Linked DNA regions of Homo sapiens: region 1 is linked to region 2. Evidence: read pairs that join two places in POLR2A ChIA-PET (ENCODE). Cell type or tissue: MCF 10A. All regions are shown on one strand.

Region 1 (4,000 bases), 83 kb after region 2:
GGTAATAACATTAAAAAGTAAAAAAGCAGCGGATTGTCTTTTAAGGATCCATAAACAGCATCTGTTTTCTGAGGGCACACTGAGTAATGATTCTGAAGAAGATGCCTATGAGTAACCTCACTGGGCTGGTCATCTTTTTCCCTCCTCCCCAAAACCATTACAAAACGGCCCACTTACTGGTAGATTTTCTTTTTGCTGTAGAGCTGCCTTCTTCTTCCACAGCCGGTCCCTCAGCTCATTAACACGCTTATCCATGACTGCCACTTCTGAATTACGCTTATTCAAACACTCCCTCTGTTGTTGTAGCTTGGCATTCTGCTCTTGATTCAATTTGTTTCTTAGCTGAATAAAAGAGAGGGGAAAAAAGGTAGCCAAGGAGTAGGAAGAAAATGTCTCAAACAGTTAATCACATGGTTAACTATTATATAATTTCTAAAAATATGAGGTCCCTCCACCCCTCCACACTTCTCATCTCATGGTTTAAAATTAAGTGACACCTGTGCAAGACCACCAGCTGTGGTTATGAGGAATGTCTCAAATTTCCTGTCTAGGGTACTATAAAGTTTACTCTGGATTCTCTGGAGTTTGGGTTCCCCCCACAACCTGCCTTCTCTTTAAGGAAAGGCAACTGAAATCTAGCACCTCTTGCTACTTATATGAGCAACTCTGTTTCTGGAAAGGAGGTTGTACAGCTTTTGGCAAACAGCTACGGTCTACCTGCAGCTCCTTATAGAGGCGATCAAGCTCAGCCACTGCAGACTGATTGTCATGGTGGCTGTCGATCCTGCCGTTCTTGAGCATCTCTAGCTGCCTGGTCAGTTCTTCTACTTTTGACACAGCCAGGACGAGCTCCCTCTGTTTTTGCTGGAACAAATTATTCATCTGTTCAATTTCCTCCACTAGATGAGACAGAGAACAGCAACAACAGTTGAAAAGAAAAATAAGAATGGACTACTTCCCAGGCAACCGGGCTTTACAATGAACTTTCTAATAAACAGTAGAAAAATTTTTCAGAATGTCCTGGAAGCAACCGACTTCTTTTAGAAGCAAGTGAAATCAACAGAGACATCTCTAAATCTCTGTGCTTCAATATCAATGTATATTTATCAGAATTTGCATTAAAAATATTATTAAACTCCAAATTTTAGAAACAATAAAAATTTCTTTAGAACTTTCAATTTTATAACATTAGGTGGATCTATTAAACCACAAACATTCTGAATAAAATGGTATCGTAATAGATGGAGCTATTATATGAATAAAAATCCTTGCCTTCATCAAATTCTCAGTCAAAAAATATTAAGGGGAAAAAATGCTACATTTTCCAAAGGTATCTTAGAAATCCTGTATAAAACATTCAACAGCTGAATTCAATTCAGAGGAACCTGCAGCATCAAAACTGCAGTAAATTATATTTTTTCAAAAGATACCCTTTAAAGTTATCTACAGATCAACCATGGTGGCTTGCACCTGTAACCCCAGCTACTCAGGAGGCTGAGGTGGGAGGATCACTTGAGGCCACGGTTCAAAAGACCAGCCTGGGCAACACAGTAAGACCCTGTCTCAAAAAAACCAGACAAATAAATGTATAAAAAAGTAAATCTATGAGGAACAACTCACCAAGTTTCCCATTGCTTAGTCTCTTCTGTTCCACGTGGCCTTTAAGTGCTCTCACTTTTTTTAGCTTAGCTTCCTGATTCTCAGCTATTTCTTTTAGCCTTTTAAGTTTCTCCTGCTCAGCAACTTGTTGCTGTTGTCGCTGATCTTGTTGTTTCAAAAACTTTAAGCGCTGTTCCTAAAAATAAAAGTAATCATTAGGTATGTCATTTTAGGTAAGTACACCACTAAGCTCAAAATAGCCTAACTGCAACACTTAGATGTTGAGATTGAGGTACACTTGTAACCCTGGTCTGGTCTCACCTTCTTCCTAAACACTGCCATCAGAATCACACTGGAAGTCTGTTCAAAACAGATACTCCTGAGCCCACCCTAGAATCTTCTGGGGATAAGATCCAGGAATCAGTATTTTTAACCCAAGTGGTTCTTATGCAGCAAGGATGCAGCAATTCTTGAACTAGTTTTCATAAACTGTTGCAACAATTTTAAAAAGCAGCTCATGTAGAAATGGGAAGCATCATAAGAAACTATTTAAATGCACAAGATTTGGAGTACATTTAGATTCAAACCCAGCTCTACCACTTATTAGCTATGAGACCCTGAACAAATTGCATAACCTCACCAAGCATGCAAGTCTATGTTTCTTCATCTATAAAACAGGGATGATCAATAGTAACTACCAATGTTACTATAGTGAAGATTAAATGAAGTGTGAAATGTAAATGTCTTTGAATGATATTTTACATAGTATATACTCAATAAATGGTCACTGAAAAGAGCTAAAGAAATATTTAACACCTTTAGAAAGCTGCAATCATGGAATCTGAAATTGTTTCTTTCCCCTGCCCCAAGGTACTTTTGTTATAGCAGAAATTTTGTTTTTATTACATTAAAATTTTTAACTAAAACTGAGTAACAGAGCCACACAATTTATAATCACAGGTAAACTATTTCTTAGATTAGTATGCCTAGAACATATAAGTAACATGGAAAGAATCAAAACAAAAACCCTGGCTAAGGCAGAAGGATCACTTGAACCCAGGAATTCAAGTCCAGCCTGGGCAACACAGTGAGAACCCATCTCAAAAGAAAAAAAAACCCACAAGGACTTGTTTTTAAGTCCTTGAAGACTAAAAAGCTTAGAAATTTGTTCTTCAACAACCAATCTTTTTGACTATATATCCTTGCTACTCAATGTAATGTGCATCAGCATCACCTGGAAGCTTGTGAGAAATGCAGAAGCTCAAACCTCAACTCACCTACTGAATCAGAATATGCATTTTCAACACGATCCCCAGGTGATTCATATGTATCTTAAGGTTTGAGAAGCAATGATATGCATGATTTTGGAAAAACTGGGGTCTGGTATTACAAACAGAAATGGATGCACAGGAACCCTAGGAAGTATGACATGAAGTCCACACTGCCTTGAGAACTGCCTTGAAGAATTCCTGGCCATTATTTCAAAGCCCTATTGGGTAACTTTGCCCATGACAAACCAACAATTGTCTACCCCAGCTTCAGTGACCTGATAATCACTAAAGGACTGTTAGTTGTGGATCCTGGGTGTTTAGACCAGGGGTTGACAAACTATAGTCTGCAGGCCAAATCCAGCTTGCTATCTTGTTTTTGTAAGTAAAGTTTTATTGGGACACAACCACACCATCTGTTTACCTATTATCCATGACTGCTTATAACAGCAGACCTGAGTAGTTGCAACAGAGGCAGCAAAGTTTGCAAAGCCCAAAATATTTACTATGTAGCCCTTTACAGAGAAAGGTCTGTTGGCTTTTGGGTCAGATTGGAAGCCTATGGCTGGCAGGAGAAGCAGCAGTTCTGATGGTAATGGAGTGGCTTCTTATATTTTCCTTGTTCAAGGCCAGGACTAGGGTTAGTTTGTGGATAAAGAATGTTCCCCAAATAAAGGCAAGCAGCCCGTTATTGGTGCCAAGCTCCAGAAGGGGACAGTATTAGATTAATCTGATCCAAGATTAATCTATGGTATGGTTATACCATGTTAGAACTTTAATATTCCTCTTGCTGTGGCCCAGAGTAGTTCCTAGAAGCAAAGATGAAGGGCTCTTTCCACCTTTCCTGTCTGGCTGATACCCATCATAGCATGGTTAATCTTGATCAGAATCAGGAGTCAGAAAGATCTTGAACAATTAGGATGATACAAGGATTTCTACAAAATGCTATAGTAAGGACTCAAAGAGAGCACAAAGAGAGCACCAAACAGCAGGTGGCTTTTGGGTTGATAATGTTACCTCATATCTGTGAGGTAATTGGCTTAATGGGGGTAGAATGTAAATAGCCTTACACATATATTAACAATAGTGGCCTGTTAGCTCTTTTAAAAGAAGATACTACCAGCCGGGCACGG
Region 2 (4,000 bases):
ACAAAAAAATTAGCTGGACGTGGTGGTGGGTGCCTGTAATCCCAGCTACTCAGAAGGCTGAGGCAGGAGAATTGCTTGAACCCAGGAGGCAGAGGTTGCAGTGAGTAGAGATGGCACCACTGCACTTCAGCCGGGGTGACAGAGAGAGACCCCATCTCAAAAAAAAAGAGAGAGAATCCAGAAACAAACACAGCAACTGCCTAACATCTGCTTCAGAGTTTAACAACACCTTAAGTGCCAAAGTGTAAGCAACAAATACATGATTTAAGTCCTGTGTAAATACCACTGGGCCAATTGGAGAGGAGATAGCAAAGGTTAACATTCCTGGGAGAAATTTCCCTCCCAGGGGAATTATAAACCAGGTGAAATGTAAACCTTTTAAAAATTTCTTAGTAGCTAGTCTGTAATTTCTCAGGGGTGTGTGCGTGTGTGTGTGTGTGTGTGTGTGTGTGCGCGCGCGCGCGTATAATGCAGTATTGGTCATTTTGTTCTTTCAGCCTTTTATTTTGGAGGACTCTAGTTAGATCACAATCTGTGAAATGTGGTATACTGTACTCTCACCCTGATTCTGGCACCTGGCCAGCGGGTGCTGATGGGGCCTTGACCTTCACCAAATCCCAACAGCCTCACAAGCACCAGGAACAGAGGCCATGGCAGTGACACTCTGTGACATGGCCAGAGATATGAGCCTAGACTCAGCTCTGTTGGTAGTCCGAAGACTGGGCAAGTAATTACCTGGAACTTCCATCTGGAACCTCCGTCTCTTCCAAAAACGGAGAAGGAAGGAGGGTAAATGGAGTGACCTCAGACACCCCCTATGAGTTTGTATTCAGCTATTCTAAAGCCATTCCCGGGTTTCTAACCAGCTACTCCTCATTCCTTGTGCTAGAGGGTTAGAGCACTACAAGATCATCCTTATTTTCTCTCTTTCTCTCTTTTTTTTTTTTTTTTTTTGACAGGGTCTCACTCTGTTCCCCAGGGCTGGAGTGCACTGGCAGGATCTTGGCTCACTGCAGCCTTGGCCTCCTGGGCTCGAGTGATCCTCCCACCTCAGCCTTCTGAGTACCTGGGACTACAGGCACACGCCACCACACCTGGCTAATTTTTGTATTTTTTTGTATAGACCGGGTCTTGCCATGTTGCGCAGGCTGGTCTTGAACTTCTGAGCTCAAGTGATCCACCCACCTCGGCCTCCCAAAGTGCTGGGATTACAGGCGTGAGCCACTGCGCCCAGCCAAGATCATTCTTTTATTACACACAGAAGGAGTAATAACAGTACCCATCACCTGCATAACAGTATGCAATTCATAGAGCATTTTTTCACTACAGTATTTCATGTACTCATCCCAAATCTAAAGTAAATATTCTCACCTCACTGTACAGATAAAAAAAAACTGAGCCACAGAGACGGGAGAGTAAGTGTAAAGCCACACAGCTAGTAATTGCCAAAGGATTGAACCCTGGTCTGATTTTGAATCCTACACTCTTCCTAACCCATGCTCCCTCCAATTTGCCATAGTGCTGTGCTGAGGAACCATTCTCAGCAAAATTCATCTTCTCTACCTGCGCTTTCTACCCTGAGCCTTACTCAGTTCCCCCAGGGAACTTGGGCAGGTGACATTCTTAGACTTGTGCACTTTGCAACGCCCTGCCCTGTTTACTGTGCTGCCCAGCAATGTTTAATCCACAAACACCCACGCTCCTTCCCAGAAGGCTCAGCTTCCAAGCTTCACCAAAGTCATTTAAACCATGTTTACAGAGCTGCTCTCACCAAGAGCCATCTCCATTGCAGAATATAGTTGTGTAAGAATTGATTCAGCAGAGAAAAATCTGCCCTTCTGGAGGAAGGGCTGGAGACCCAGCTGGAGCCTCCACTGGCTGACCCTGCAGCTAAATATGGCTCTGAAATCGTGGGGTAATAACCACATTCTTACAGGTGCTTGCCACTTGAAATGGCTCCCAAGGACCCAGGAAACTCCAAGGCTGAGCTGCTCCTACCTCTGATGCTTTACTTTGCACTGGGTCACCACTGAGCTTTCCCCACAGCCTCACAGCTCACGGATGAAGGCAGCTACCCCAGCCAGGAAGGCATAGGTCACCTTGCAGGCCTCTGATTTCCTGGGGTAGAGCCCAAGGCTGCCAAGGCTGTTGAAACAGCACACCCCCATTTCATTGTAACCCAGCAAATGTTCCCTGGGCCCCTCAGAGGTGGGTCAACCTGCCTCCTTCTCAAGATGTCACATGGACCCCCAGAGCACCCACTGGGAGGTGTTTAGCTACAGGGTGCCCCACCCCACAGCCTAGCTCAGCAGAGAGTGGGGAAGGGACAAGACCAATGGGAAAGGCAAGCCAGATGGGGAATTTTCCAGTCCTGTTCCTTCTACCACTCATTAGCCACTTATTTGGACCCAACCCCTCTGAGCCTCAGTTTCTTCTTCTGTGAAATGGGAATAATGATAAGGATCCCTTCCCAGGGCTGTGGAGAAAAGTGAGATTTATACAGGCAAACACACTTGGCACACTATAGAATCCCAGACAAATTCAAGGGACCAGGATTATCATTACTGATTCCAGTTATGTGAAAAGTCCTTTTGCCAAATTGCCGAAGAAAAAGAGGATGGTGGAGGAAGAGAAAAGGAGGAGAAGAAAATAAGTTGGGTTGGAAACCAGATCCTTGTCCTTGAAAATTTCATAATCTAAGGGTGGAAATGCCAAAACGAGGAGAGACAAACTTGTGGCCTGTGTTTGGGTAACACACAGATTGAAACTCAGAAGGAGAAACATATGGGGAGAAAATGAACACAAAGGGGTCAGATGTGCATTCCTCAATTTTAAAAATTGAATATTTAAGTGTTTTAAATAATTTTTATTTCTTTTCCTTTCTTTCTTTTTCTTTCTTTCTTTTTTTTTTTTTTTTTTTTTTTTGAGACAGGGTCTTGCTCTGTTGCCCAGACTAAAGTGCAGTAACAAAACCATAGCTCACTGCAGCCTCGACCTCCTGGGCTCAAGCAATCCTCCCACCTCAGCCTTCCAAGTAGCCAGGACTACAGGCACGCACCACCTCACCTGGCTAATTTTTGTGTGTGTCTGTGTGGAGATGGGGTCTCACTGTGTTGCCCAGGCTGGTCTCAAGTTCCTGGGCTCAAGCAATCCTTCTGCCTTATCCTCCCAAGTGCTGGGATTACAGGTGCGAGTCACCACACCTGGCAAATAATTTTTAAATTATAAATTTAAAAATGCATTTTTATAATAGGTACCTTTAAAAATGTTAATAGACTTTTTTTTAAGAACAGTGTTAGGTTTATAGAAAAGCTGAGATGATAATACAGGAAGTTCCAGATACCTCATACCCAGTTTCCCCTATTATTAACATGTTACATCAGTGTGGTACACGTGTTATAATGAATCAGCATTGATGCAGTATTATTAAAGTCCATGCTTTATGCAGATTCTCTTAGTTTTCCCCTAAGGTTCTTTCTCTATTCCGGGATCCCATCCAGGACCCCACGTTTCATTTAGTTGCCAAGTCTCCTTCGGCTCCTCTGGGCTGTGACAGTCTCTCAAGTCTTTCCTTAATTTTGATGACCTTGACAGTTTTGGGGAATATTGATCAGAGATTTTGTAAGATGCCTGTCTATTGGAATTTGTGGTGCCTTTTTAATAAGTATGCAGTGGCTCACACCTGTAATCCCAGCACTTTGGGAGGCTGGGGCAAGAGGATCGCTTGAACCCGAGTTTGGGACCAGCTTGGGCAACATAGCAAAACTCTGTCTCTACAAAAAAATTACCTGGGCTTGGTGGCACATGCCTGTCGTCCCAGCTACTCGGGAGGCTGAAGCAGGAGGATCACTTGAGCCCAGGAGGTAGAAGCTGCTGTGAGCCGTGCACTCCAGCCTGGTTCTGGAGCCACTGCACTCCAGCCTGGGCAACAGAGGGAAAACTTATCTCAAAAAGTAAATAAATAAGTACCCATGTAGTTAAAATGTTTAAAGACTAGCAA

Evidence for each region. ChIA-PET counts read pairs that join two places held together with the same protein. Peaks named below come from ENCODE experiments on the same cell type or tissue, not always from the same donor. Only the 100,000 strongest peaks of a DNase experiment are listed, where the experiment ranks them.
Region 1: POLR2A ChIA-PET joins it to region 2 with 5 read pairs; 3 of 35 experiments call an interaction of 5 or more read pairs at or near these places.

What each region holds. Positions count from the first base shown.
Region 1 is chr1:223,802,554-223,806,553 of GRCh38, forward strand. It overlaps TP53BP2 (tumor protein p53 binding protein 2), which reads right to left. Exons shown (of 18, transcript NM_001031685.3): 6 at 1,621-1,795; 7 at 718-899; 8 at 178-342. Among named protein-coding and RNA genes, the nearest start is that of TP53BP2, 41 kb to the right of the region's middle. In MCF 10A, no CTCF peak of the experiment used is centred here; no DNase peak of the experiment used is centred here.
Region 2 is chr1:223,719,381-223,723,380 of GRCh38, forward strand. All of the region lies in intron 2 of CAPN2 (calpain 2), which reads left to right. Among named protein-coding and RNA genes, the nearest start is that of CAPN2, 8.8 kb to the left of the region's middle. RefSeq lists an enhancer at 1-226. In MCF 10A, no CTCF peak of the experiment used is centred here; a DNase peak (open chromatin) is centred at 1,771.